Linked DNA regions of Homo sapiens: region 2 is linked to region 1. The links are chromatin loops, found by intact Hi-C in ENCODE. Cell type or tissue: ascending aorta. All regions are shown on one strand. Links, peaks and the distances in the headings refer to the core of each region. The heading gives the core; the rest is flanking DNA. Region 1 has its middle 160 kb from the start of MIR325HG. Region 2 has its middle 9.0 kb from the start of MIR325HG.

What was found. A loop is a pair of places that touch in the nucleus more often than their neighbours do. Peaks named below come from ENCODE experiments on the same cell type or tissue, not always from the same donor. Only the 100,000 strongest peaks of a DNase experiment are listed, where the experiment ranks them.
Region 2: it touches region 1 in a loop (2.6-fold over the local background); 2 of 110 quality-filtered maps call a loop at or near these places.

Annotation. Positions count from the first base shown.
Region 1 is chrX:77,166,869-77,183,060 of GRCh38, forward strand. No RefSeq gene overlaps it. Among named protein-coding and RNA genes, the nearest start is that of MIR325HG, 160 kb to the left of the region's middle. In ascending aorta, for the core only: no CTCF peak of the experiment used is centred there; a DNase peak (open chromatin) is centred at 8,013; H3K27ac peaks cover 1,284 bases.
Region 2 is chrX:77,015,439-77,031,630 of GRCh38, forward strand. No RefSeq gene overlaps it. Among named protein-coding and RNA genes, the nearest start is that of MIR325HG, 9.0 kb to the left of the region's middle. In ascending aorta, for the core only: no CTCF peak of the experiment used is centred there; no DNase peak of the experiment used is centred there; H3K27ac peaks cover 371 bases.

The DNA.
Region 1 (16,192 bases), core at 6,555-9,054:
AGTTGGTTGCACATATTTGGTTTACTTCTGGATTCTCTATTCTGGTCCATTTGGTCTATGTATCTACTTTTATAACAGTACCATGCTGTTTTTGTGACTATAGCCTTGTTGTATAATTTTAAGTGTGGCAATGCAATGTTCCCTGAATTGTTCTTTTTGCTTAGGATTACTTTGGCTATTTGGGCCCTTTTTATTCCATATAAATTTCAGAATTGCTTTTTCTAATTCAGTAAAAAATGATATTCATATTTTGATGGGAATTGCATTAAATCTGTAAATTACTTTCAGCCATCTGGTCATTTTCACAATATTGATTCTTCCAATCCATGAATATGTAATATGCTTCCATTTGTTTGTGTTATCTATAATTTCTTTCAGCAGTGTTTTGTAGTTCTTTTTGTAGATATCTGTCACCTCCTTGGTTAAGTATATTCCTAGGGTTTTCTTGCAGCCGTTGTAAAAGGGATTGAGTTCTTGATTTAATTCTCAGCATGACTGTTGTTAGTGTATAGCAGTGCTACTCATTTGTGTACATTGATTTTGTAACCTGATACTTCGAATTTTTTAAATCAAATCTAAGAGTCTTTTGGAGGAGTCTTTAGGATTTTCTAGGTATATAATCATATCATTTGCAATCAGTGATAGTTTGACTTCCTCTTTTTCAATTTTGACGCCCTTCATTTTTTTCCCTTGCCTAATTGCTCTGGCTAGGACTTCCAGAATTATGTTGTATAGGAGTGGTAAAAGTGGGAAAACTTGCCTTGTTCCTGTTCTCAGGGGGAATACTTTCAACTTTTCCCCATTCAGTACGATGTTGACTCTGTGTTTGTCTTACATAACATTATTTTGAGGTAGGTTCTTTTGATGCCTAGTTTGTTGAGTGTTTTTATCATAAAGGAAAGCTGAATTTTATGGAATGCTTTTTCTCCATCTCTTGAGATAATGATATGGTTTTTGTGTTTAATTCTGTTCATGCAATGTATCACATTTATTGATTTATGTATGTTAAACCATCCCTGAATCTCTGGGATAAAACTCACTTTATCATGATGTGTTCTTTTTGATGTGTTGTTGGATCAGTTAGTATTTTGTTGAGGATTTTTTTAGTCCCTCAGCAGTGGGTAGCAGCACCAGATCTAATAAGAGTGGAAGGTAAATGACATAGACTCTGTGGTATTCCTGGGTTATGAGAGTCTTAGCATGTTGGCTTTCTCAAATGGCAGCTATTGCAGTAATGAACTGGTTATGTGGACAGACTCAGGACCTCCTGGTTAGCCAGAGTGGTGCAGGCAGTGGTAATAGCTGAGGTCACACAGCTATTTTCTCTTTCCTGGGCACAGTGTTATTCTATCAAGAGATGTCGTAATAAATTGTGTTGGTTGGCCTCCAGCCAGGAAATGGTGCTTGCAAAAGAGCAACAGGCACAATAGTAGCAGTGGGATTTTTCTTCCCTTATGTTGCCCAGGGTGGGTACTCTGGTTTTTCAGACAATGGGGAGAGCCTTATAGCTCCCCAAAGTTTCTGTCTTTTGTGTTAAGCTACCAGGGCTGGTGGTGGGGCAAAGTAAGGTGGGGACTGGGTCAGGTGGGTTTGTGGTTTCACTCTCCATGTGCAGTGCAAGCAGCAGCCCCTGTGGGTGTTTGGGGGTAGGGGGGTTCTAAAGCTTCTGGGTTGATGATCCAGAGCAGAATGATGCTGCCTCTGCTGCACAGAAAAGTTCACACAGGGAATGGGGAGTATCAGGTGGCAGTAAGACCCACATAGATCCCACACACTTGGTGAGGCAGATCCATTCCCACAGTATTCCACTGGCAACAGAAAACTAAGTTCCAGGCAGCCTGCACTCAGAAATTGCAACTGCCATAGGTTATAAACTTTCCCTGCAGAGACACCAATTATGGGTTTCCAGCCATACCCTTTCTCTTCACCCACAAAACCAGGTGCCTGGTTCCTGCACTCGTGGATGCAGCTTGCTTTTCACTGGCCCCCCCAGCCCTGGCAAACGGAATTCATCCCCACGTGAGGTTACATTATGAAACCCAGTTGGGGACTTCTTTCAACCTACAACCACTGTCTGAACTATTTGGCTGACTTTCACATGGTCCCCTGTGAGGAATAATAAAGAATGGTTTCCTTTGGTGTGCACCGGTGATTGGAAGTGCATACAAGGGTCTTCCCACCACTGCTCCTACTTTTATATTCCATGACTCTTCCCAAGTTGGTTCCTGCACTGGGTAGGGTTAAGGCCTTCCCCCATAGCCTGAACTTTCAAGCTCCCTAGTGAGGTTGTAGATCCCAGAGTCAGTCTTTCCCTCTCACAGTTTGGGGACTCATAGCCTTTCACCTGACGCACAGTGTAGTCTGCAGCCTGCCAGCTCCTTCAAAAGGTCTGTGGATTCCTTCAGTTTTACTGTTTAGTTCCCATGTCACTTCTTGGAAATAAAGAACATTTACAGTGTGAATCTCTACACACTATTTTGTTCTTCTAAGTGAGACAAGTAAGCTAGCAATGCCTCTAATCTGCCATCTTCAAAAAAACTTTTATACCTTAAATGGATGCATTTTTTATCACTCATACTGCCATAAAAAAGTGGGCAACTGTTCATGACTTTAGATTTAGAGATGAATTCTTAGCTATGACAGCAAAAGCACAAAAAAAGCAAAAGAAAAATAGATCAATTGGATCTTTACAAAATTAAAAAATATATACACATAAAAGAACACTATTACAAAGTGAAAAGACAATCCACAGAATGAGAAAAATTATTTGCAAACCATATTTCTGATAAAGGTGTAGTACCCAAAATATTTAAACAATGTTTACAATTCAATAACAAGAAGACAAAGAAACCCAATGATACAAATAAGCAAATGACTTAAACATATATTTCTCTAAAGAAGATATACAAAGAACCAATAAACACATGAAATGATGCTCAACATTATTAGCCATCAGGAAAATGCAAATCAAAACCACATTGTGATACTACTTCACATCCACCAAATATGAAGTGTTGGTGAGAATGTAGAATAATTAGAACCCTCATACATTGCTACTCAAAATCTAAAATATCATAGTTGCTATGGAAAGCATTGTGGCATTTCCTCAAACTGTTAAACACAGAACTACCATGTGACTCAGCAATTCTGCTTGTAGATATATTTCCAAAAGAATTGATAATAGGTATTCAATCAAGAACTTGTACAGAAATTGTACTGTAGTGTTGTGTTTTATAGCAGCACTATTCACAATAGTCCAAAGTTGAAAACAAACCAAATACGTCCACCAATGATAAATGGATGATAATCCAAATGTGGTATATCCATATAATAAAATATGATTCAGCCAAAAAAGGAATGACATACTGATACATGCCATAACAAAAATGAACTTGGAAAAATGATGTTAAATAAAAGAAATCATACAAAAAAGGTCACATATTGTATGATTACATTTATATTAAATATTCAGAATAGGTAAATCCATAGAGACAGAAGGAAAAAGTCATCAGAAGTGGTTAGGAGGATAGCACGAATGGGGAGTGATTGGTTAATGTGAATGGAATTTCCTTTTAGGGTGATAAAGATGTTTTAGAACTAGATAGAGGTGATAGTTGCACACTGTTACAAATGTACTAAATTGTACACATTGAAGTGGTTAATTTTATGTTATGTGAGTTTCACTTTAAAAGAGAAAGAAACAAAGGTCATTTAAATTGTAAAGAAGGACGTAAAATTGTCCCTGTTTGCAGACATGATGTTTTAAATAGAAAAGCATAAAGATTTCACCAAAAAAACGTTTAGAACTTATAAACAAATTTAGTAATAAGGTTGCAGGATACAAAATCAATCTACAAATTCAGCAGCATTTCTACACATACACAAAAAAGTAGCTGAAAAGTAAATCAAGAAAGAAATTCCATTTACAAATAGCTACCAAAAAATAAAATACCTAAGTATAAATTTAACCAAGGAGGTGAAAGATCTCTATAAGAAAAACTATAAAACACTGATGAAAAAAATTAAAGAGGATATAAACAAATGGAAAGACATCCCATGTTCATGGATCACAAGAATTATATTTTTAAAATGACCATACTACTCAAAGAAATCTGGATTCAAGGTAATCTCTATCAAAATACTAATGACATTCTTCACAGAAATAGGAAAAAAAATCCTAAAAATTTTTGTGGAACCACAAAAGACCCAGAATAGCCAAAGCCATCCTGAGCAAAAAGAACAAGCTGGAGCTATCACACTACCATGTTTCAAAATGTACTGCAAAGCTACAGTAACAAGCACAGCATGGTACTGGTATAAAAATAGACACACAGACCAATGAAAGAGAGGAAATAACCCAGAAATTAATATAAGAATCTACAGCCAACTTGTGTTTTACAAAAGTGCCAAGAACATTCATTGGGGAAAGAATAGTCTCTTCAATAAATGGTGCTTTCAAACTAGGTATCCATGTGTAGAAATATAAGACTAGACCCACACCTCTCATCCTATAGAAAAATCAACTCAAAATGAATCAAAGACATAAATGTAAGACCCAAGACTACAAAACTACTAGAAGAAAACCCAGGGGAAACAGTCTAGGATATTGGTCTGGAAAAATACTTTTTGAATAAGACCACGAAAGCACAGACAACCAAAGTAAAAATAAACAAATGGGATTATATCAAACTGCAAAGCTCCTTCATAGCAAAAGAAACAATCAACAGAGTGAAAATACAACCTACAGAATGGGAGAAAACATTTGCAAACTACTCATCTGGCAGGGGATCAATACCCAGAATATAAAAGACATTCAAATATCTCAACAGCAAAAAAAAAAAAAAAAAAAAAATCTGATTTTAAAATGAGAAAATTATCTGAACATACATTTCTCAAAAGAAGACATACAAGTGGCCTAGAAATATATTTTAAAAATTGATGATCGTTATTACTAATGATGACTAACAGTGATGATAATAATATCACTAATCATTACAGAAATGCAAATCAAATCCACAATGAGGTACTGTTACATCCCAGTTAGAATCACTATTATCAAAAACACAAAAAATAACAAGTGCTGCCAAAGATGCAGAGAAAAAAAACATTTGATTGACTCTTGGTGGGAATGTAAGCTAGTACAGCCACTATGGAGAACAATATGAAGCTTCCTCACAAAACTACACATAGAACTACCATATGATTCAGCAATCCCACTACAGAATATTTATCCAAAAGAAAGGAAATGGAGATATTGAGGAGATATCTGCTGCCCTACCCTTGTTTATTGCAGCACTATTTACAATAGACAAGACATGGAATCTAACTAGATGTCCAACAACAGATGAATGGATAAAGAAAATCTGTTTATATACAGTGGAATAATATTTTGCCATAAAAAGAATGAAATCCTGTCATTCATGCAACATGAATGGAATTAGAGGGCATTATGTTAAGTAAAATAAGCCAGGAAAAGAAAATTAAGCACTGCATGTTTTCACACATATGTGAAAGCTTAAAAAAAAAAAAAAACAGGTTGATCTCAGAGAAGTTAAAAAGTAGATCAAAGGATGCTAGGGGTTAGGAAGAGTAGGGGGAAGGAATGCATAGGGAGAGGTTTTATTAGGAGAAATAAGTTATTGTAATCTATACCACCATAGGATGGCTACAGTTAACAGTTTTATATATATATGATAAATATTTAAGATGATGGATACACTAATTATTCTTTTCTCATCACCATACATTATATGTATTGAAACATCATTATGTGTCCTGTGAATATGTGCAATTGTTATATGTCAACTAAAAATAAAATAAAATAATTTTTTCAATGTTTTAAGTCAGCAGATAAACAAAGTATAAGAGAAACCCAGTCATCCCAAGGATCTCCCTTGAAACCCAAATGTTTCAAGACTATGATTTGGAAACAGTGGGAGGCAGGAGAAAGACCCTTGGGATGAGTTTATAAATCAAAATTTACACTCCATTATTAATTAGTTGCATGAGCTGAGGCAAGTTATGTAACATCTTTGAGGGTCAGTTTTTGCATTTTCAAAATGGGGAATATCAAATTTGCTGTCCTTACCAGAAAAAGTTTCAGGAAAGTAACACACAATAAGTGTTCTATAAAAGCAGCATATGCATTAATGTCCCCAAAAACCAACTCCATGGACTTGTTGTGAGAGAAAAATGAGTCAATGAGTGAAAAATTACTTGATGTCAAAGGGCTAGCTGAATAGTCAAATATATACCTGCTCCTTTCATTCTCTCAGAAAGCAACCATTGAGCACTTACTATATGCCAAACAGTGTGCTAGGATAGAGATAAGTTACACACTGTCTCTTCAAGAGCAGTATAATCTAGTGGGCAACACAGGTGAAGAGATAATTATAATAGGGTGTGATAATGAGATATGATATGGAATGTGATGGGATGCTATGAGATCACAGAAGGGTACCACCTCACTCAGTCTGGAAAGACTTCTGGGGTTAAGTAATAAAAGGTTAGCCAGACAAAATAATAAGTAGGGAAGACCCAATTCAAGAAGGCAACACAAACAGTTACACAAACAAAACAGTGTCTGTGGGGTACTTCAAAGAGATCAGTGTTGCTAGAGCATAAAGAGCAATCCAAGGGGTGGCAAAAAACAAGGCTTCTGAAATAAGTAGGGACAGAATCATATAAGGCCTTGTGGGCCCTGAAAGGAATTTGAGATTTATTTTAAAGGCAATGGGCAGGTGTATTAGTCTGTTTTCACACTGCTATAAAGAACTACCTAAGACTGGGTAATTTATAAAGAAAAGAGGTTTGACTTACAGTTCTGTAAGGCTGGGGAGGCCTCAGGAAATTTACAAACATGGCAGAAGGGGAAGCAAGGCACGTCTTACATGGAAGCAGGAGAGAGAGAGCAAGGGGAGAAGTGCCAAACTTTTAAACCATCAGATCTCATGAGAACTCACTCGCTATCATGAGAACAGCATGGGGGAAATCCACCCTCATGATCCAATCTCCTTCCACCAAGTCCCTCCCCTGACACATGAGGATTACAATTCAACAATTGTGGGTTGGGGACACAGAGCCAAATCATATCAGTAGCCATTGTAGGGCCTTAAGCACCTCGAGTACCATAATCAGATTTATATTTTAAAATTATTTTGGCAGTGTGGAGGATGAAGTGGAAGGGGCCCAGATTGGAGACAGGGACATCAGGAAGCAGTTGTTTGGATATGAAGTAATGAGGGCTTGAATTAAGGCAGTAGAAACAAAATTAAGTGGACAGATTTGAAATATATTTAGGAGATAAAAATCAGTAGGACTTGATGATGGATTTGGGTCTAACAGGAAAGGAAAGAAGGTGATTCAAGGATGACTCCATAGTTTCTAGGTTAGGTCGCTGGTAAGTAGTGGTGCCACCAAGTAAAACTGAAACTCAGGAGTAGAATGATGTTGAAGGGGTAATATGGTAAGTTCCACCTTGGTCATGTTAGGTTCATGGTACCTGTGATACATCTGAGTGGCAGACAACTTGATATTAATTTGTAACTTGGGCATGAGGATGGGATATAGAATCAAGGGTCATCAGAGTACAAATGGTAGCTGAAAGAGAGTTGGTGCCTCAAAAGGATATATTACATATTCTTTGGTAATCTGCCAGCTTCAAAATTAAGAATCCTTCATGGTTATTCTTTTATTGTCTTTCATTTAGATTAAATCTTCTGTGAAAGTGAAAGTGATAAGTTTTCAGGAAACAACTGAATAGAGTAAAAAAGACAGCATAACAGATAATAAATAGAAGACTGTTCTAGATAGGAAGGGAATATAGGCAAGAAAAAATAAGTTTAAGATCTTCTGGTAAAGCAGATTGCAAAGTCAGTCAGCTATTGAAATAGATATACAAAGCTCCAACTAAGCCATCTACATCTTGGTGTTTGTCAAGATACCACTGTTGCTACCAGTGTCTTGGCATTGCAAGTTGGCACCAGATGGTGGTACCTAGAGGCTCATGACTGGGACTACCAGTGCAGTGGCCTGGGAACTATGTTTGGAAATCCCTGTGCATGACTTCTCTGCTCTGCCTCCAAATGGAGGAAATTCACTTGGCTGATTTTCAGAAACTCTCTAGGAGGAATGTGAAGCAGGTTTCTAATCTTGCTCTGCTTAGACATAAATTAAGATCTTGTTTGTTCAGAATGACTACTACCCAATCCTGCCAGAAACTCCACTGTGCTCTCTGGGGTGCAAAACCTCTATTTATTAGGTTATATTTTTGGCCAGGAGTTCACACTGTGCTTTGTTCTCATTGCTCTGCCACTCCCATGGACTGGCTGCCGAGCAAACCAGACACTGACCCCTGATTCACTCTTCCATCAATTCTATTCATATCTCTTCATTGTCTTTGCAAGATGTGACCAAGCACCTCAAAGCAAATGCTGAGAGCCTTTTGTATTACTCCAGAGTGACAAGCTCCTCCCAGGCCCTGGAGACACAGAGGCAATCCAGCTGCAATGCTTATCCTCCTGGCCCCACCCAACAATGGTACTACAGTTGAAGATACAGAGCTCTGAAATTCTAGCTCTCTTAGAATTCTTTAAGTATCAGCAAGGCTGGCCCGGTTTAAAAGAAGTGCATGCAACTGCCTACCAGGAATTTTGAGCAGAACCAAAAGGCCTCTCTATCCTAAAACATATTCACTCACTCATCTACACTCCTTTTGGTTAAGGAAAATGTGCCTGCAAAAATGCCCCAGAGGCAAATTTATATATGGGAAAGGGCCTACAAGTAGGCATTAAGTTACCTAGCTTCTAGCCCCAACTAATATGCATGATATTGGGAAAGTCCCTTCCCATTTCTGGGTTTCAGTTTCCTCAATATACTATAGAAGGAGGGAAATAGATAAGTTCATCTCAAAGGCCCCTTATGACTAAAACATTCTACATTATTATGACCCAAGTACAAGCTCAAATGTTACTTTGCAGGACTACAAGTATTCATTTATTCATTTGTTAGAATTGACCAGACATGTCCCTGGAAAAGTAGAAATCCAGAGACATGGATTGATTACAAAGATATCCCAGAGGCATAGAAACTCTTCATGGAAACAAATCCTCACAGGACAATCAGAGATTAGAGAGCTACTGTTCTCCTTTCTGCCATGACTGTCTTATCTCCACCCCAAAACTGACCATGTCAGCTGGAGAAGGTAAAAGCTAGCTAGAAGGTAGAGAAGCACATATGGGAAGATGAACAGACCTTCCAAGTTGGAGAAACAAGACCAAATCCTAGAATAGCTGTTTTCTAAAGAGGTCCAGTTTGAGGACTCATATACAGTAGCCCCAGAGTACCATACCATGGGTGAGCAGAAGCTGACCTTCTCCAAAGGTAGTTGAGGTATGTGTCAGGAGGTCTAGGAAGTCAACCATTAGGCAGTCTTTTTTCTCAGAGAGAAGGTAAAGGCTATATCCTGAAATCCCAGATACTGTAACCTGGTTTCCTCAGGATAACCCAGGGAAGGGTCCTATAAAAAATAATATTACCTAATATTTATTAGCACTTAATATGTGTCAGGTAATATTCTAAGGGCTTCAGGTAAATTGAAACAATTAATCTTTATTAAAATCCTATAAGGCAAGTACTGTTACTATTCCCATTTTACAGTTGAAGGTAGTGAAGCATAGAGTGGTTAGTTTGTTTAAGGTCACTCAGTCAGGAAAGGGTAAGTCCAAGACATAAACCCAGGCAGCCTGGCTCCAGACTTCATGATCTTAACCCAACTAAAGGAGGGTAAGTATCCTCCCAAGTGTTACAAATTAGAGCTGGGAAGATCCTTAGGGACCATCAAGGGCCATCTCTTCATTTTATACATGAGGGAACTGAAACTCTGAGAGAGAAAATAATCTGCCAAAGGCTATACAGCAAACAAGTAAGAGCATAATAGAGCCAGAACCAGAGCCTCAGTCTGCTGACTCCCAATCCAGTGCTCTTTCCACTATTGCTTCTGATCGTTTGTTGAGTCTCTTCCTTAAATTGCCTTCCCATCACCTCACTCTGCTGACTTTGCCAGTTTGATCACTCCCAAACTCCGTCCAACAAGATTGCAGAAGAGCAGCCATCTGAGGTACAGGTCATTATCCTCACTTTCCAAAATATAAATGAGTCTAGAACTGGCTACAATCAAGCATTTTCCAAATGATTAGATCCCTAAATCCCAATATCACCTCTGTGAGGGTTACTGATAGAATGCAAAACCAATATTTTCCATCCATAAACACATCAACACTCAACCATGCCAAGGCCTCGACCTTCTGAGATGAGTGTTCAATGATGTATGAGGTCCGCCTCCTGCTCAGACAGATCTGTGGACTCAAATCTGAACTTTTTAAGGGTCATTTGGGGAAACCAATACCGAGCCCACATGGAAAAATTCTGCCTGATTCATTGAGAAATGATGAGTAGAGCCTATGAAAGTGGAAACTAGGGCTGGACAGTGGGCTCTGGAGGGAGTGAACCTAGCCTGGTTTATAATGCCACCAATGTGTGCTGGCCAGTGGCAAGGAAACAGACATCCCAGGTCCTACAAAGGCCCAGGCTACTTTTCTGTCGGTATTTATGGCTCACTGCCTCAAGATGTTGGATTTCACAAAGCCATCCTCCTGACTCCACATCCTACTCCACCCTTCCAGAGGGTGTGGGAAACAAAAGGCTCAAGTATAGATGGGAAGTTTTAATGGCCTCTTGTGGGGCTGAGCCTTTAACCCACATGAGGAACCCTGGCCATTTTCCCAATTCCTTTATGGGCCTCTGAGCTGGGCACACACCCCTGAGCATAGTGAGGCAGGGCAGACCTATCTCTCCCTGAGGATGGGAGCTGTGAATCCAAGGACCTTAGGCAGGAGGTTGGAAAAAGAGAAAAATCTTTCCTAGGCAATATAAAGAGAGTGGTCTCAAAAGGCTAGCTGATGTCTCAGGGCAGTATCAGCCACGCTTTCTATCTTGTTTGGACTTTCTACAGCATAGGCTTGGCACAAAACCTTTTTACAATGAAAGAGGAGCAAATGGTTGATTCTGAAGCCACTGTGTGGTAAAATACAAATAATAGTCACCACATTCACTCACTTCTTTATTTATCCACACAACAGTTATTGTGTACCTACTATGTGCAAAATTTCATAGAGAGTAGAAATATACAAAGCAGGAGGTTCATTTTGCAAAAACTCACATCCATAAAAGGACATGACGTTTACACATAACCAATGTCACTCAGCTGTAGATGGAAAAGGTCTTTAAATTATATAAATGAGAGAATCACAGTGTCCCAATCTGAAGGAACTTAAGAAAGAACCATCTCATCCAACCTCTTCATTGTACAAGTAAAGACACAAACCTAGAGAGAGATAAAGCATTCTCAATAGTTACACAGCCATGTAATAACAAAGCTGACCTTTCTACTAATCACTAAAGGGCTTAAAAATTAGTGGTTTGATATGAAATGTCAAGAAAAAACTTCATAGGGTGTTGTGTGAGTATTTAAAGAACAGGTAAGACATTACCCAAAAGTATATTATGAAAAATGTCAAACATACAGCCAGAGACAGCTACATAATTTGTGGGGCCTAGTGCAAAATGAAAATGTGGGACCTCTCTTTGAAAAAGCAGGGAGAAAGTACTGTTAACGTAAAAAGTGTTTTCATTCGTTGGTGCATTCACATGCTCTGTCTCTCTTACATATATATCTTTCTCTTTCTCTCTCTCACCATGGTATCTTCTACTTGCTATTTAATGTTGTTCTATATAAGGAATAATTAAAAATTGAAATTATTAGTATGAACTTTACTGTTCATTTTTATATTATGCAATGTTGGATTTAACTGCAAATATAAGAACATTTAGGCCAGGCACAGTGGCTTATACCTGTAATCTCAACACTTTGAGAGACCAAGGCAGGAGGATCACTTGAGCCCAGGGGTTTGAGACCAGACTGGGCAACATTAAAAGACCCTGTCTCTACAAAATATATATAAATAAAAATCAGCCAAGTGTGGTGGTGCACACCTCTGGACCCAGCTACTCAGGAGGCTTAGGTAGAAGAATCACTTTTGCCTCAGAGGTCAAGGCTGCAGTGAGCCATGATTGCACCACTGCACTCCAGCCTGGGAGATAGAGCAAGATCCTATCTCAAAAAGGATTTAACTCATATTCACAGTCACCAAAATTACACAATTTGTATTTCATAGCTTATACATGCATATGTATTTTCTGCTTACCAGAAGAATGGAAATGCTGCACAAAGCTAATTCAAGTATTTTCTATTTCACTTTTTGATATGTCCACATTCTACCAACAGTCTCTACTTTCAGTTCACTGATGAAAGGACTGAAAGGAGTAACTACTACGGGTGGCCCTATCTTTCCCTTTCCTTTTAAATCATCATATTTAGCAATAGTAGTTGGCTAATATAGGGAAGTAGCATGAGTAAAATAGAATACGATAGAGTTCCTTGGTCATTCGTGTTTCTTAGAACATAATTGCTTTTTTTGCATTCAAAGGAAGTTCTGATTTAAAAGGAAAGTATAGCCTCTTAAGGTTGTCAGTACTCCCACTTGGTTTTACACATAAATCACTTACCTTGCACTCAGTTTGAGCCTTGCTGAACTCCCACACATTGTAGGTGTACTGGAATTCCTCACTCATGGAGCATTACAAACACTATATATACCTGGGGTGGCAAGGAATAGTAGATACATATTATGTGTATCTACTCTGCTTATGTGCATACTCCATTGTCCTATTGGATTTTTAACACAAGTTCAAAGATGAAATTATTAAGAACTTCGAAAACATGACAACAGAGCATTAAACCAAGCACAATGCCCTTCTGTGCATGGGGCCCTGCATGACTCCACAGGTCACAAACCCTTGAAGATTATCCTGCATATAGCAAAATATAAAGAATTATATAGTGAACACCAGTATACCCACCACCTAGATAATTTTTTTATCTTTCTGAGACGGAGTCTCACTGTGTCACCCAGGCTGGAGTGCAGTGGCATGATCTTGGCTTACTGCAACCTCTGCCTCCTGGGTTCAAGCAAGTCTCCCTGCCTCAGCCTCCTGAGCAGCTGGGATTACAGGTGCCTGCCACCATGCCCAGCTAATTTTTGTATTTTTTACTAGAGACGGGGTTTTGCCATGTTGGCCAGGCTGGTCTGGAGCTCCTGCCCTCAGGTGATCTGCCCACCTCTAACTACAAAAGTGCTGGGATTACAGATATAAGCTACTGTGCCCGGCCTACCCACCATCTAGATTCTACTACATTTGCTTCATCATATATCTATCCATTTCTCTATCCATTCTTTAAGCTATTTTATTTTCTGTTGCACTTCAAAGAAAGTAACAGACATTAGTACACTTCACCAACAAACACTTCTCCATGCATATCATTAACTAAAATTTAATGTACATGTACAGTTTTTTTTAGGTAAATGTACATACATTTATATCACAAACATTAAGGGAACATTTGCTAAACTCTGACAAATGCATTTACCTATGTAGCCCAAACACCTATCAAAACATAGAATCTTATCATCATCACAGAAATCTCCCCTTTCCAGTCAGTCCTGACTGGTCCATCACCCTCAGAGGCAACCACAAAAACAGATAGCAATTTGATCAGTGAAGATTATGACAGAGTCAAAGGGAAAGAAAAAAAACGGCTTTTGAGGCTAGCAGATGGAAAAGCTTGTTGGAAGTAAACATTTTGTACAATAATGTTAGGAGGTAACATTTGTTGAACAGTGTTTCTCAGGCACTGATATGATTTGGATCTGCATCCCTACCAAATCTCATGTCAAGTTGTAATCCCCAATATTGGAGGTGGGGACTGGGGATTGGATCATTGGGGATGGTTTCTCATGAATGGTTTAGCACTATCTCCCTTGGTACAGTCCTGGTGATATCTGGTCATTTAAAAGTGTGTAACACCTCCCCCCTCCATCTTATTCGTTCCTAGTCCAGTCATGTGACATGCATTCACACCCTTTACCTTCCACCATAATAGTAAATTTCTGATGCCTCCCCAGAAGCCAAGCAGATGCTAGCATCATGCTTCCTGTACAGTCTGCAGAACCATGAACCAATTAAACCTCTTTTCTCTATAAATTACCCAGTCTCACGTATTTCTTTATAGCAGTGTAACAACAGACTAATACAGAAAATTGGTATGAAGGAGTAGGACATTGCTATAAAGATACCTGAAAATGTGGAAGCAACTTTGGAACTAGGTAACAAGCAGAGTTTGGAAGAGAATAGAGGGCTCAGAAGAAAACAGAAAGATGAGGAAAAGTTTGGAACTTCCTACAGACTAGTTGAATAGTTGTTACCAAAATGCTGATAGTGATATGGACAGAGAAGGCCAGGCTAAAAATAAAAAGGACTCAGATGAACATGAGGAATGTATTATGATCTGGAGCAAGGGTCACTTTTGTTATGTCTTAGCAAATTACTTGACTGAATTGTGCCTCTGCCCTAGGGATCTGTAGAACTTAGAACTTGAGAGTGATGATTTAGGGTATCTGGAGGACGAAATTTCTAAGCAACAAAAAATTCAAGAAGTGGCCTGGCTGCTTCTCACAGCCTATCTCATATGTATGAGCAAAGAAATGACCTAAAGTCAAATATACAGTTAAAGGGGAAGTAGAGCATAAAAACTTGGAAAATTTGCAGCCTAGCCATGTAGTAGAAAATAAAAGCCCATTTTCAGGGGAGGAATTCAAGCAGGCTCCAGAAATTTGTATAAGTAAATAAGAGCCACGTGCCAATAGACAATACAATGGGGAAAAGGCCTCAAAGGCATTTAAGAGACCATTGTGGCAGTCCTTCCCATCACAGGCCCAGAGGCCTAGGACAATTGAATGGTTTCTTAGGCCAGGCCGAGAGCCTGTCTCAAGACACTGCTCCCTGTATCCCAGCTGCTCCAACTCTAGTTGTGGCTCAAAGGGAGCCAGATACAGCTCATGCCACTGCTCCAGAGGGTGCAAGTTATAAGCCTTGGTAGTTTTCACGTGGTGTTAATCCTGCAGGTACATGGAATGCAAGAGTGGAGGCTTGGAATCCTCCACCTAGGTTTCAGAGGATGTATGAAAAATCCCTATTGTCCAGGCAGAAGGCTGCTACAGGGGCAGAGCCATTATGCAGAACCTCTACTAGGGAAGTGCAGAGGGGTTGAAGCCCCCACACAGAGTTCCCACTGGGACACTGCATAGTGAAGCTATGAGAAGAGGGCCGCCATCCTCCAGACTCCAAAACAGTAGATCCACTGACAACTTCCACTCTGCTCCTGGAAAAGCCACAGGCACTCAATTCCAGCTCATGAGAGTAATGGTGGGGGTTGAATCCTGCAAAGCCTCAAGATCTTGGGAGCCCACCCCTGCCAACAGTGTGCTCTGGATGTGTGACAAGGTGTCAAAGGATATTGTTTTGGAGTGTTAAGATTTAATGACTGCCCTGTTGGGTTTCAGCCTTGCATAGGGCCTGTAGCCTCATTCTTTTGGTGGATTTCTCCATTTTGGAATGGAAGTATTTACCCAATACCTGTAACCCCATTGTATCTTGGAAGTAACTAACTGTTTTTTTTTGCTTGTTTTGTTTTGTTTTTCATGCTCATAGTTGGAAGGGACTAGCTTTGTCTCAGATGAGACTTTGGACTTTGAACTTTTGAGTTAATGCTGAAATAAGTTAAGATTTTGGGGGACTGTTGAGAAGGGATAATTGTATTTTGCAATATGAGAAGGACACAAGATTTGAGTGGGGCAGTGGTGAAATAATATAGTTTGAATCTGTGTCCTCAGCAAATTTCATGTCAAGTTGTAGGCTCCAATATCAGAGATGAAACCTGGTGGGACATAATTGGATCACAGGGGTGAGTTTCTCATGAATGGTTTAGCATCATCTCTCAGTACTGTACTCACAACAGTGAGTGAGTTTTTGTGAGATCTGATTATTTAAAAGTGTGTAGCACTTCCACCCTCTCTCTTTCTTGCTCCTACTCTGGCTATGTGATGTGTGTGCTTCCCTATTACCCTCTGCCATGATTGTAACTGACCCAGAAGCTGAGCAGATGCCAGTATCAGGTTCCTGTACAGTCTGAGTAACCATGAGCCAATTATACCTCTTCTCTTTATAAACTATCCAA
Region 2 (16,192 bases), core at 8,043-10,542, 150 kb before region 1:
CAAGCCCAGTTCTACATAAGACTTCTGAGTCCTCCTATGACATCCCTAACCAGTGGTGCTTGAATACTTTACGTGAAAAAGTAGTAGTTGGAAAAAAGTAGTAGTTCCTGGACAACCTATTCCATTTTCCTATAACTCTAGTCATTTTTAAAAATTGTGAGCCCCAAATTTCTTCCCTATGGATTTCACCCAGAAGTCTGAATCCTGTCTTCTAGAGCAGGGGTTGGCAAACTAGGGCTTACAGGCCATACCCAACTCACTGCCTATTTTTGTAGAGAACATGAGCTAAGAATGGTTTTTACATTTTTAAATAGTTGAAAAAATAAAAAAAGAATAACATTTTGTGACATAAAAAATTTTATGAAATTGAAATTTCAGTCCATGAATAAAGTTTTGTTGGAATACAGCCATGCTCATTCATTTACATATTATCTATGGCTGCTTTCTTGCTACCACAGCAGAGTTTAGTAGTAGTAGTTGAGTGGTAGTAGACATTATGGCTCTCAAAGCCCAAAGTATTTTACTATGTGGCCCTTTCCAGAGTAAGTTTGCTGACCACAGATCTAAAGCAACAAAATAGCAGTTTTCAACAGGACTCTGCTTAAGTAAGAATGTAATGGGGATAGTAGATATATGACAGAGAGTTAAGAGACCTCACAGAGAATCCCAAATCCTCAAAGGGAGGAAGGAGATGTGTGCCAAGGTCCTCCAAGACCTTGAATAACTTCAAGTCATTTCCCATGGTCTCCAAGGGATAAGGAAGAGATTTAGCTTGTGTGGAGAGAGGGAGTCTCTAAGAATAAAGAACAGCTGGAAGTGAAGGTTTGGGTCAGACTGTTAAAGACCTTGAGCACAAAATACATTTTCTTGGCCATCCTGAAAGCAAGAGAAGAGCCACTATTGAGTTTCAGGTTGTGATAGGGTCGATTGACAGGGTAAAAGCAGGACCTGATGAGGATGATTCATGCTTCTAGATATCATTCTAGTTCTATCTTGGTTCTACACAAGTTGCACTGGTTTGAGAAGTTCAGGTCATTCTGGTCACTCAGGTTCAAAACCATCTCAATACAGCTACCCTAGTCTGAACGCAATCTGGTTGGAGGTCAGGCTCCTACAGTAAATGAAAGATGTATATTGGGTCAATTTCAAAGGATTTCTGCTTTAGAAGGCATAAGAGATGTGATAAGAACATCTTGTCACATCTTTCTCTGATTCCTACTCATTTTCAGGACCCAATTCAACCATACCTCCCGCAGGGTTCTTGCCCTCCTCTGAACTCCTTCAGGACTTCTTTGTACCACTCACATGGTCCTAACTTATACCCTTACTAATATTGAAAGTATCTCTTTGTGAAAATGGCCTGTTTCCCCAGAAAAACCTTGAGACCCCAGAGGAAAAGAATTATAACTGAGACTTTTCCGTGTTCCCATGGGATCTGGCTAGTTGGGAAGGATATTGATCCAATGATTTAGTGGTCTCTCAGTGTAGGGAGGCCCCACTTAGGGAACCTCAGGCACTTTGGGAGCTGTGTCTGCTCTCGTTACACACTCACCTTTCTCAACTAAGTAGGCTGTGAAGAGGTGAGGTCTAGTGATGTATCCCAGCCAGGCCTGGGCTACAATGACTACACAAAGAGCATATAGCTCTTTCTGGCCCTAATGCCACAAAGTCTCTGGCTCCCCATCATTCCTGCTTTCATAGGCTCAGGGATGAATGTCATGGTCAGAAAGACAAAGCCCACAGTTCTGATTGCCAGGTATCCAGTCCCATTTTCCATGGCCTCTGTTGATGTTGGACCCAGCCTTCAGGCTGGACTCAACAGACTCAGGATGAAAATAGGCCCTTGGCTGGGAAGGCTGGCTTTCCACAAAGTGCTCTTTCCCCACAATGGCCAAAGCAAATGTCGCCGGCCAGAGCTGAAAGCCAGCCAGCTGCTCCCAACCTTTGCCGGGCAGCACCAAGGAGGCCCAGAGTCAACAGTGCATGGACAGGTTTGCTATTTTATTCCTTCTCATTCCTCAGACATCAGATTTCCCTTTGGTGAGTCTAAACAACCAAAAAGAACTGAAGTCACCTCTAGCCTCTAGGAAAAAGTCAAAGATCTTTTGGCCTCAATTGCTAAGAGTTAGAGATTCAGCACATCCCCCACCTCCAATCCCCTCAGCCTCTCAAGGGTGCCAAAGACAACAGGCCACCTTCTGGAGTCACTGTTGAAATTGCTTCTCTCTGTTTCCTTAGGAGAAAGGAAGGAGGTGTGCAGGAATGAACTATCAGTACCCACTGTTCTTGCTGGTTCACAGGCCAAGGTAAGACTCAAAACAGAGTCCAATGAATTATTCTTCTTGAATTAAGTAGCCAGCCTCCCTTCATCATGAGAGGTCAGGGGCCAGGTTTCAGAAACTGACTGAGAGGAACATGGAGAGAGGAAGAGAAGGATGGGTAAAGAAAAGCACAGTGGGAAAGGCCAGGCAGAGACAAAGGGAAGAATTTTTTATTGAACATACCGAAGTTTCTTCTGAAAGAGCAACTTTAGGCTAATGAGTGCAATTAGGAAGGTGGGAAAATTTTGATGGTGGCAAAGCTAGAAAATGGTACTGCCTTGGGAATGAAATTGTCTTGTCTGTATCCATAGAAAATATTCCCCTCTCCCAAACTGGGACGAGTTGTTACTGACTTAGAAGATACCTGGGACTAGAAAGGATTACTATCAAACAGAAAGACATCCTTCATCAGAGATAGTCAACATCTGATTCAAACTATAAGCTATCTCTTCAGTACACAGGTCCCCTCTAATAATAATCATAGACATTTCACAATAATAGTAATAAATACCCCATAATTAACCCCACCTACATGCCTGGCAATGTTCTATTCCCAAACTTGTCACCAAGGCACCCCAGCGTGCCATAAGCAATTTGCAGAGGTACTGCAAGATATTTTAAATTTTTGAGGGAAACATATTAACATCTGTTGGATGCCTGTGAACTACTACTATTAAGCTTTTTCCACCTAATTACTCAATAAACAGAGCTGTTGTATATTTCTATATTTCTTTTGGCTTAGGGATGCTGTGAAAAAAATACGAAAACACTAAGGGCACAGTGAACCAAGAAACTTTGGGAATATTTGCTATATGGATTACATGGATTACTCATGTAATTCTCCAACATTATGAGGTAGGTCTTAATATTGTTTGCATTTTGTAGATAAAGAAACTAAAGCTCCAAAAGATAAAGTAATTTGTCCAATGTACACATCTAAATGATGGCAAAGCAGAGATGAAAACATAGATATGGTAGACTCCAGGGACTGTACTCCTAAAACATTCATAATACTGCTTTCCCATAATTAGCTTTGCACACCATGCTCATTGAATATGCAGGCTGTAAAGAATGCCTTGATAGGACAAGTGATGTTTGTGTTACGGAAATAGTATTACTAGTCTAGAAATCCAAAATTTATTTGTCTCTTAATCAATACATATACTATAAAATGTATATAAAAGGGATGCCATTTAAAACTAAGAATTAAATAAATATGAAACAGAAGCTGAAATTGGGATTCCCACCAAGCTATTTCAACCGTTCAACTGCTTTTGAACTAATTCCTGGGAGATCCCCCATGGTTAGTATAATTTTACTCTAAATTTTAGTTTTTCTGTATCCCCAAGGTTCACTTTTATTTTCTGGTGTGATAAGCAGTGTCTTTTATCTCACTGAATATAAAAGAGAAAGTATCAGCCCCAATTGCCACTGGTTTCTCTCTTATTACCCTGAGGGAATTCAGCCTGAGAACAAGGACAACATACAAAGCAGGGCAGAATCAAGAGAATCACAGAGGAAAGGTGCCAGAGTCATGACTGAACCATACTTGAAACCTGTCCAACCGCTGGACTTTTCTGTTACATGAGCCAATATTCCTCTGTTTTGTTCTGATCAGTTTGAGTTTTCTGTAATTTGCAACCAAAGCAACCTGAATAAGCTACTTTCCTAAAGCACCTAGCACCATGCTTGGTATACTCAGCCATAAGAGCCCTGTTCCAATGCTGATTCCCCACTGAAGCATGTTCTAAACCCCAAACACAATTTATTGCTCCATTATTTGGGTATCATAGCTCATTATATATAACTTTACTGTATGGTATATCACTGTGGGTTATTTATTTACAGATACTTCTTTACCTAATGTTTTTCCCACTATAAGGTAAAACTGTGGTGCCTTATAAAATGCCTAACACACAGGAGACCATCCATAAGTGTGTGTTGCTCTGAACTAAAATGAAACATTAAGCATTCAATCAACGTTAGTTCAGTTCTCTTTCCTCTGGCAGGCAGAATGATGCTAGATAGGTCCCATTCTTACTATAAATTCTGACAGCCCAGAGACTTGTCCCATTTTAGCCCTAGGCATGGGCAGAACAACTACAAATGGCAATACCCAGTCTGCTGTTCCAGCATCCAACACCCTGTACCAGACCTGGCAGAAATCAATGCAGAGGTTGCTGAGACAAACCATGGGCCCCACTGAACCCAGCCCAGACAGAGAGTAGCAGTACAATCATGGCCACCACAAAGCTGGCAACCAATCAGAGTAGTACAATGGTATTTTAAGGAAGGCCCCAAAAACATACCCATTCCATTCTCTCCTTTGTGTCCCATCTGCAAGCCTACAATTCTATCACAGGAATTTAATTGTGTTAACAGAGGGCTTTGGCCTTCTTCAAAGCAAGTTTCTTTCTGTACAATAATTTCCTCTTCTTCTGAACTTTCACAGTACTTAGCACATTCTTCTATTAGCATTTCTCATATTGGCTTGTGATTATTTCTATATGTGTCTGTGTTGCCCGCTAGACTGTGAGCCCTTGAGGACAAGAATTTTGTTGTCTCAGTCTCTGCATTCTGTGGGCCTACCATATACCGAAAACAGAATAAATGCTCAGAAAGTGTTTCTTGAAATTAATTATTGTCAAGTCTCCCTTAAAATAGTGAGGTAGATTTGATGCCAATTGGTACTTGATACCTCCTCCTGCCATAGAAACATGTGGGATTTGGAGATGGTGGTAGAATACGTTGATTTGAGCCTATCTTAGTGAATTACTTGCCAATTGTCCTTTCTCAAAGCCTGTAAGCTCTTTGAACCTTAGTTTCTTCACCCTCACAATAAAGACAATTATAAATGTACTTTGTGAATGTAATGTCTTGTGAAAAAGTGTATTTATAACATAACTTAATTGAAGGAGGGTTTTTTTCCATAATTATTTTTGCCTAGGGATAAGTGGGGATTCCTTCAGAGCTTTGCAGAGATTGCCATTTCACATACTGGATGTTCCCTGTGGAGTTTTTTTGTGGCAATAAACCTATTCTGCTTCCTCCATTAAATAATAAACAACTTTTATCCTTCCTTAGTCCACCTCCTTCAGCAGTGTTCAAGGTGGGCAAATGGCAGTAGGAACAACCCAGAACTGCACAGAAACCAAAAGCCTCTTAGAATCAACTCTAGAACGGTGTTCTTGCAGATGAGAGCCACACTTTAGTTAATATTAACACCAATTTATGTTTCCTGAGCACCTGCAAGCTGGATAGTGAAAGAAGTCATCTAGGAACAGAGATGATGATAGCAAAAATGTCACCTTTGAATGCCAAACCAAGCCTGCCAAATCGAACTACTCATTGCTCTTCATACATGCCTTATGACTTTTCTACCTTTAGATCATTCCTCTTGCTGGTACAGAGGTCTTAAATGGCCTTCTACACTTTTCCTAATGTCAAGTGCTAACTATCTTTCAAGGCCTGGCTCAAATTCTACCTTTATAAATTTTTCCTTATATACCAAATTCCTTCTTTCACCTACAAATTGTTTCTCCTTCTTTCATGTTCTTCTGAAAGCACTTGGCTTCTGGCAATTACTACTTTTCTATCATCTCTCTCAGTTAATGTCTCTCCAATTTATCTTCTCCTCCTAGGTACCTGTCATCTCTTGCCTGAAACATTATAGTTACATACTAAGCAGTTTCTCTGCCACCGGTCTTTCATTCCTCCAGCCTATACTCCACGTTATTGCCAAGTACAGCTTTCTAAAATACTTACCCTACCCTGATTTAACATTTCTGGTCATAGGAGAAAAATCTAAATTCAGCAACATGATACACCATAGTAGCTACAAAATACAGGCCCATGAACTCACTACATCAGAATCATGGTCAAGGGGGTGGGGATAGTTTGTTAAAGACATAGATTCTCAACCAGATTCTATTTCCTGAAAATCTGTAACTTTAAAGGCATTACAGATCAGCCAAGGATGGTAAATATGTTTCATCTTATGGATCAATTCAAATTGACTACAAATAGCCATTTGCGGTTCTCTGTTTTGAATGATTCTAAGTCATATCCAGGCTTATTGGGAAGAAAGATTATGCCTGATTAGCAATTTCTGATGGGCATGGGAGGAACTTATAGTGGTGATCATGCAGGCATTTTTTATTCCGGCTTCAGGCACAGAACAACTAGCAATTTCCCAGGCAGGTAGGCAATTCCCACCTTTGTGTACTGTTTCATTCATCTAGAATGCCTCCCTCTGCCCACACCCTCAACTCCTGAGTTTCTAGAAAATTTCTAATTATCATCTAAGTTCAATTTAAATATCACCTAGTCTGAGAAGTTTTCGTTGACTCTCTGCATCATTCCATCTCTCATCTGGGTTCTGATAACAATTTTTTCTCATAAGCAGAACTTGCTGTATTTGACACTTTAAATCCATTTTTAAATAAAGATGAATATAAATAAACTAATTTTCCTAAAAATACTAAATTATGTTGTAAACCTCTGTGTATATCTGTCCTATTAGACTCTGACCTACTCGAAATAAATGACCATACCTTATTCATCTTGTTTTCTTTAAATTCCAAGCCCCTTGCTCAGTTCCTAGTATCCACGGGGTGCTCAGTAAACATGTATTGAACTGAGCGTAGATCTCATTGTGGGGTGTGGGGAAGAGAAAGGAAGAGACCTGGTAACTGCATCAAATGCATCACCCTTCCCTAGAGAAACATGGAGATAGGGTCAGGTCCATGGATGCAAATGAACACTTCTGAATGAAAGAAGACAAAAAGCACTGACAGGAATACCCTGTGAAATAGGTGCAAAGATGTCTCCTTTCCCACATAATGTCTTCTGGTACTTCTTTGTCAGCCTCTTATGGTTTCCCACTCTTCTCAACAGTGTTTATTGTCTGTATCTCACAATTTGGTATATGCTTGTTTCAGGCTGGTGAGCCTTACCTCCATTGTTAGATTGCTCCTACAGACCAAGAAACAGGGCTGAACATCTTCAGAGCTTCCTAGGCAAGTAGCACAGGTTTAGGCACATGTTAGGTACTTAAAAAGACTTGTTAATTGATTTATTGAGTGATGATGTTTTTTATGATTTAAGAGGTCAAGTGTTTGTGTGATATTTATTACAGTTGTTATTGCACTCCAAAACCAGAGAAAATGTTCAGAGAAACTCTTGTTTGTGGGAAAGCAAAAACCTCCCACCTCCACATTAATTTTCCCAGCGCTTACTTCTCCAGATTAACAATGCCTTACCTGTGCCCTGTAGTTGGGAAATAAGACTAATTTGTGAGTCTAGCATGGCATAGAAAAAGTTGTGGAGCTAGAGTTAGATGATTTGGATTCTTATTCTGACTCTGCCAACAACTTTCTGTATGACCCTGGGCAATACGCTTCCATCCAGCTTTACTATCTATTAACTGAGGAAGGCAGACTCCAAGGTCTCTAAGGGGTCTTTCTGTTTTAAGTTCCATTGTTTGATTAAGGCAAGTGTGTTTAGCATGAGGAACATGAATAGGGGACATTGAACAGTGCTTGTCCTCAAGTATTTTATGGAGTTGTTTATTTTTCCAACAGAATTTCTGAATGTCTACTATATGTCAAACACTGTTCTGGAGACTCAAAATGTAACCTTGAACAAAACAAAGTCCTTATTCTCAAGTGCTTATGTTCTAGTAAGGAAAGGTAGACTATAATCAAATAAACAAGCAAAATCATAATATGTCAGTGAATGCAATGGAAAACAAAAAAAGCAGAGTGAATTAGTCCGTTCTCACATTGCTAATAAAGACATGCTTGAGACTGGGTAATTTATAAAGGAAAGAGGTTTAATTGACTCACAGTTCAGCATGGCTATGGAGGCTTCAGGAAACTTACAATTGTAGTGGAAGGGGAAGCAAACATGTCCTTCACATGGTGGCAGCAAGGAGAAGAACCAAGCTAAAGGGGGAAAAGCCCTTTATTTAACCATCAGATCTCATGAGAACTCACTCACTATCATGAGAACAGCAGCATGGGGATAATGGCCACATGATTCAATTACCTCCCACTGGGTCCCTCCCACGACACATGGGAATTATGGGAACTACAATTCATGATGACATTTGGGTGTGGACACAGCCAAACTATATCATTCCACCCCAGCCCCTCCCAAATCTCATGTCCTCATATTTCAAAACACAATCATGCCTTCCCAACAGTCCCCCAAGGCCTTAACTCATTCTGGCATTAACTCAAAAGCCAGACTCCAAAGTCCCACCTGAGACAAGGCAAGTCTCTTCTGCCTATGAGCCTAGGGCTGATGAGATCAAAAGCAAGTTAAAATCAAAGATGTAAAATCAAAAGCAAGTTAGTGACTTCCTAGATAGAGTGGGAGTACAAACATTGGGCAAATACGCCCATTCTAAATGGAATAAAATTGGCCAAAACAAAGGAGATAAAGGCCTCATGCAAGTCCAAAATCCAGCAGGGAAGTCAAATCTTGAAGCTCTCAAATGATTTCCCTTGAATCCATGTCTCACATCCAGGTCATGCTGATGTGAGAGGTGGGCTCCCACAGCCTTGGGCCATACCACCCCTGTGGCTTTGCAGAGTAAATCCCCCCTCCTAGCTGCCTTCACAGGCTGGCATTGAGTGTCTTTGGCCTTTCTGGATGCACAATGCAAGTTGTCAGTGGATTTACCATTCTGGAGTCTGGAGGATGGTGGCCCTCTTCTCATAGCTCTACTAGGCAGTGCCCCAGTGGGGACTCTGTGTGGGGTCTCCAATCCCACATTTCCCTTCTGCACTGCCCTAGCATACGTCCTCCATAAGGACTTCACCCTGTAGCAAACTTCTGCTTGGAGATCCAGGCATTTCTGTACATCCTCTGAAACTGGGGCAGAGGTTCCCAAACCTCAATTCTTGACTTCTGTGCACTCACAGGCCCAACACCACATGTAAGCCACCAAGGCTTGTGGCTTGCACCCTCTGAAGCAACAGCCTGAGCTGTACATTGGCCCCTTTTAGCCACAGCTGGAGCTGAAGCAGCTGGTATGCAGAACATCATGTCCTAAGGCTGTATAGAGCAGGGATGTCCTGGGCCTGGCCCATTAAACCATTTTTTCCTCCTAGGCCACAGGGCCTGTGACGGGAGGAGCTGACATGAAGGTCTCTGACATGCCCTGGAGACATTTTCCCCATTGTCTTGGTGATTAACATTTGGCTCCTCATTACTTATGCAAATTTCTGCAACTGGCTTGAATTTCTACCCAGAAAATGGGTTTTTCTTTTCTATTGTATCACCAGGCTGCAAATTTTCCAAACTTTTCTTCTCTTCTTGCTCTTGAATGCTTTGCCACTTAGAAATTTCTTCTGCCAGATACCCTAAATCATCTCTCTCAAGTTCCAAGTTTCACAGATCTCTGAGGCAGGGGGAAAATGCCACCAATCTGTTTGCATAGCAAGAGTGATCTTTACTCCAGTTCCCAACAAATTCCTCATCTCCATCTGAACCACCTCAGCCTGTATCTTATTATCCATATCACTATCAGCATTTTGGTTAAAGCCATTTAAGTCTCTAGGAAGTTCCAAACTTTCCCACATCTTCCTGTCTTCTGAGCCCCCCAAGTCTCTACGAAGTTCCAAACTTTCCCACATTTTTCTATCTTCTTATGAGCCCTCCAAATTATTCCAATCTCTGCCTGCTACTCAGTTCCAAAGTCACTTTCACATTTTCAGGTATCTTTACAGCAGCACCCCACTCCTGGTGCCAATTTAATGTATTATTCCATCCTCGTGCTACTAGTAAAGACATATCTGAGACTGGGTAATTGACACAGAAAAGATGTTTAATTGACTCATAGTTCAGCATGGCTGGGGAGGCCTCAGGAAACCTGCAATCATGGTCAAAGGATAAGCAAACAGGTCCTTCTTCACATGGCAGCAGCTAGGAGAAGTGCCCAGCAAAAGGGGGGAAAGCCCCTTATAAAACCGTCAGATATTAGAGAACTCACTATCATGAGAACAGCAGCATGGGGATAACTGCCCTCATGATTCAATTACTTCTAACCAGGTAAATCCCTTGATACATGGGGATTATCGGAACTACAATCCATGATGAAATTTTGGTGGAGACACAGCCAAACCATATCACAGAGCAAGAAGAAAAGGGAGTGCTAAGGTATATCTAACTATCTTACATACAGTAATAAAAAAAGACACCTTTTATAAAGTTACATTGATTAGAGACATAAGAGAAGTGAGAGAGCCAGCCCTGTAGATATTGGGAAAAGATAATTTAAGCAGAAGGAACAGAAAGTACAGAAGCCTTGAGAAAGAATGTACTAGATGTATTCCAGAAAAAACAAAGAGGCTAATGTAGTTGGAGCAGAGCTAGCAAGGGGAGTAATAAGAGAGGAAGTCAGACAGATACCAGTCAGGCTAAAGAACATGAAAAGGCCCTGTAAGCCACTGTTAAGACTTCAGATTTTATTCTGAGTGAGATTGGGAACTATTACAAGGTTTAGCTCACAGGAAGTGACATCATCTGACTTGTTTCTCAAAGAAGCAAACTAGTTTCTGTCTTCAAAATAGACTGTAGTAGGGAGGGCAATAAGAGTTGGAGCAAGGAAACTAGTTACGGAGCTATGTTAGAGATGATGATGGCTTTTTTAGGGTACACAAATATCTACAATAGAGTATAAAAAAATAATAAGTGGCTACACACAGAATATAGAGTTTAAGTACTGTGGTTGGTGAGCAGTGACAGGATCAAGTATGTGGATGAAATTATCATAAAGGAGGTGAAGCTTGAAACAAACGTTACAGGATAAAGAGATAGAGTCTTTATCTCTCACATGAGAGTAACAATCCAAGCCCTATAAACTCCACAGGATTCTTGTGAAACTCAGCTGAGAGCCTGGATTAAAGAACACTATGTAAGACACAATGTAGAATACAGAGGTAAGGAATTATTATTCCTGATTCTTGACCTACCTATCCCCTATTTTTCACAAGCAACTAGAGAAAAGGAACTGGTAACAGTTTAAGACAGCCTGGCATGATAAAATCACACTGATGAATTGACTGTCAACTCAAAAGACCATTATATGTGGTAGCCCATATGTGTTGCTCTATTCCTATGGATAGATAGGGCAGCCCTGACATGCTAACTAAAGCCTGATAGTTCTGCAACATTTAAGCCTGCAAGCCAAGACTAAACAAGTGGAAAATATTAGCAATATTTGAGATTGGCCCAATTGGAAAGGACCAATGTTCAATAATCAGCACAGCAGAAGTTCCTCCAACCCAACCTCCAAGCCTGAGGAGTCATCATTCGCACTCTGTATTGTCACTAAGAGAAAACTCCCAATGCCACAGGCTACAACTCTCTCCCTTTAATTTTTACTCATCCTTGTGACACCCATATCACTCAAGGAACCACCAAAAATTCTTCAATAGACTATAAAGAAAGGTGAGCAGAGTTCCCCAGTGCTGTCGCCAGGCAAGCAGAGTCACAAAGGATCTGAACTGGCAGACACCCAAATACCAGGTAGTTTTCTGATTGATTTAGATAAAACAGAGGAGTAGTCAATAGACCTGGCTGCTTTTCCTCCCTGCATCTCTACCTCAATAGCCCCTGACAGCGTTTTCCATAGCTCAGTGTGCCACAGAGCATCTACTCAACCAAGTATTAGTTGTCCAAATGAGTATTCTCATTCTTAGATAAGAATACTGGGACAAAGAGAGAGAAAAAGTTGCCCAGTAACAAACCAAGTTTGTGGTCCAAATCCAGGTGTCCTAATTATCCTCTCCATCCTTTTCTGCTGTAATCAAGCTGCCTTGTTTCATCTAGGTTTGCACACTCATTTCTCTCATAGGTTCATCATTTTCACCTATGGATCCTATATATTTCCACAGCTCAAAGACATCATTTGTATCATGTCATCATTTTTTAGCCTTGGACACATTTAAAAGACGGTTTGTATGCTAGGAGGAGATGTGGTCTAAAACACCCAAGTTACTTTATTATCTTTGGTAGATGAATCACCAATTTGCCAGGCTCAAAACCCTGAAGTTTTTTCTGCCTCTTCCTTTTTTTGAGACAGGATCCCCTCTGTCACTCAAGCTGAATTACAGTGGTGCAACCATGGCTCACTGCAGCTTCAACATCCTGAACCTCTTATTATTTTGAGATATGTGCATCAATACCTAGTTTATTGAGTGTTTTTAGCATGAAGGGTGTTGAATTTTATGGAAGGTTTTTTCTGCATCTATTGAGATAATCAAGTGATTTTTGTCATTGGTTCTGTGTATATGATGGATTATGTTTATTGATTTGCATATATTAAACCAACCTTGCATCCCACGGATGAAGCTGACTTGATCTTGGGGGATACGTTTTTGATATGCTGCTAGATGTGGTTTGCCAGTATTTTATTGAGGATATTCACTTCGATGTTCATCAGGCGGTATTGGCCTGAAATTTTCTTTTTTTGTTGTGTCTCTTCCAGGTTTTAGTATCAGGATAATGCTGGCCTCATAAATTGAGTTAAGGAGGAGTCTCTCTTTTTCTATTGTTTGGAATAGTTTCAGAAAGAATGGTACCAGCTCCTCTTTGTACCTCTGGTAGAATTCGTCTGTGACTCCATCTGGTCCTGGGCGTTTTTGGTTGGTAGGCTATCAATTACTGCCTCAGTTGCAGAACTTGTAATTGGTCTATTCGGGGATTCGAATTCCTCCTGGATTAGTCTTGGGAGGTTGTATGTGTCCAGGAATTTATCCATTTCTTTGAGATTTTCTAGTTTATTTATGTAGAGGTGTTTATAATATTCTCTGATAGAAGATTTTATTTACATGGGATCAGTTTTTATTTTTATCATTTTTTATTTTGTCTATTTGATTCTTCTCTCTTTTCTTTTTTATTAGTCTGGCTAGCAGTCTACGTATTTTGTTAATCTTTTCAAAAAAAAACAAATATTCATTGAAGTTTCGAATAGTTTTTCGTGACTCTAGCACTTTCAGTTTACTTTGATCTTAGTTATATTTTGTCCTCTGCCAGCTTTTGAATGTGTTTGCTCTTGCTTCTCTAGTTCTTTTGTGATATTAAGTTGTTGATTTTAGATCTTTCCCACTTTCTCATGTGGGCATTTAGTGCCCTAAATTTCCCTCTAAACACTGCTTTAGCTATGTTGCAGAGATTCTGGTACATTATGTCTTTGTTCTCATTGGTTTCAAAGAACTTATTTATTTCTGCCTTAATTGTTGTGTGGTGTGTGTGTTGTGTGGTTTTGATGGAGTTTCTTAATCCTGAGTTCTAATTTGATTGCACTGTGGTCTGAGACACTGTCTCTTTTGATTTCCATTATTTTGCATTTGCTGGGGAGAGTTTTACTTCCAATTATGTGGTCAATTTTAGAATAAGTGCTACATGGTGCTGACAAGAAAGCATATTCTGTTGCTTTGGGATGGAGAGTGTTGTAGATGTCTATTAGGTCCACTTGGTCCAGAGCTGAGTTCAAGTCCTGAATATTGCTGTTAATTTTCTAGGCTGGGTGCAGTGGCTCATGCCTGTAAACCCAGCACTTTGGAAGGCTGAGGCTGGTGGATCATGAGGTCAGGTGTTCGAGGCCAGCCTGACCAACATGGTGAAACCTTGTCTCTACTGAAAATACAAAAATTAGCCTGGTGTGGTGGTACACACCTGTAATCCAAGCTACTCAGGAGGCTGAAGCAGGAGAATCACTTGAACCCAGGAGGCAAATGTTGCAGTGAGCTGAGATCGCACCACTGCACTCCAACATGGGTGACAGAGCAAGACTGCATCTCAAAAAAAAAAAAAATTCTGTCTCGTTGATCTGTCTAATATTAACAGTGAGGTGTTAAATTCTCCCACTATTATTGTCTGGGAGTCTTAAGTATCTTTGTAGGTTTCTAAGAACTTGCTTTATGAATCTTGGTGCTGTTGTATTGGGTGCATATATATTTAGGATAGTTAGCTCTTCTTGTTACATTGATCCCTTTACCATTATGTAATGCCCTTCTTTGTCCTTTTTGACCTTTGCTTGTTTAAAGTATGTTTTATCAGAGACTAGGATTGCAACCCCTGCTTTTTTTTCTTTCTATTTGCTTGGTAAATATTCCTCCATCCCTTTGTTTTGAGCCTATGTGTGTCTTTGCACGTGAGATGGGTCTCCTGAATACAGCACACCAATGGGTCTTGACTCTTTATCCAATTAACCAGTCTCTGTCTTTAATTGGGGCATTTAGCCCATTTACATTTAAAGTTAATATTGTTATGGGTGAATTTGATCTTGTCATCATGATGCTAGCTGATTATTTTGCACATTAGTTGATGCAGTTGTTTCATAGTGTCATTGGTCTTTATATTTTGGTGTGTTTTTTGCAGTTGCTGGTACTGGTTTTTGGTTTGTTTGTTTGTTTGTTTTTATATTTAATGTTTCCCTCAGGAGCTCTTTTAGGGCAGGCCTGGTGGAGACAAAATCCCTCAGTATTTGCTTGTCTGTAAACGATTTTATTTCTCCTTCACTTATGAAGCTTAGTTTGGCTGGATATGAAATTCTGTGTTGAAAATTCTTTTCTTTAAGAATGTTGAATATTGGCCCCCACTAACTTCTGATTTGTAGGGTTTCAGCAGAGACATTCACTATTAGTCCAATGGGCTTCCCTTTGTGGGTAACCTGAACTTTTCTCTGGCTTCCCTCAACATTTTTTCCTTCACTTCAACTTTGATGAATCTGACAATTATGTGCCTTAGGGTTGATCTTTTTGAGGAGTATATTAGTTGTGTTCTCTATTTCCTGAATTTGAATGTTGGCCTGCCTTGCTAGGTTGGGGAAGTTCTCCTGGATAATATTTTGAACTGTGTTTTCCAACTTGGTTCCATTCTCCCTGTCACTTTCAGGTACACCAGTCAATCATAGGTTTGGTCTTTTCATGTAATCTCATATTTCTTGGAGGCTTTGTTTGTTCCTTTTCATTCTTTTTTCTCTAATCTTGTCTTCATGCTTTATTTCATTAAGTTGATCTTCAATATCTGATATTCTTTCTTCTGCTTGATCAATTTGGCTATTGATACTTGTGTATGCTTCACAAAGTTCTTGTGCTCTGTTTTTGCCACATCAGGTCATTTATATTCTTTTTAAACTGCTTATTCTAGTTGCCAGTTCCTGTAACCTTTTATCAAAGTTCTTAGCTTCCTTGTATCGGGTTAGAACATGCTTCTTTAGCTCGGAGTTTTTTGTTACTCACCTTCTGAAGCCTACTTATTTCAATTCATCAAACACATTCTCCATCCAGTTTTGTTCCATTGCTGGTGAGGAGTTGTGATCCTTAGGGGGAGAAGAGGCATTCTGGTTTTTGGAATTTTCAACATTTTTGTGCTTTTTTTTTCTCATCTTCATGGATTTATCTCACTTTGATCTTTGATGCTGGTGACCTTTGGATGGAGTTTTTGTGTGGGCATACTCATTGTTGATGTTGATATTATTGCTTTCTGTTTGTTAGTTTTTCTTCCAACAGTCAGGCCTCTCTTCTGCAGGTCAGCTGGAGTTTGCTGGAGGTCCACTCCAGACCCCGTTTTCCTGGGTATCACCAGCAGATGCTGCAGAACAGCAAAGATTCCTGCCTGCTTCTTCCTCTGGAAGATTTGTCCCACAGGGGCACCCACCAGATGCCAGCTGGAGCTCTTCTGTATGAGGTGTCTGTCCACACCTGCTGGGAGGTGTCTCCCAGTCAGGAGGCATGGGAGTCAGGGACCCACCTGAGGAGACACTACATCCCTTAGCAGAGCTGAAGTGCTGTTCTGGGAGATCCACTGCTCTTTTCAGATTCAGCAGGCAGGGATGCTTGAGTCTGGAAGCTGCG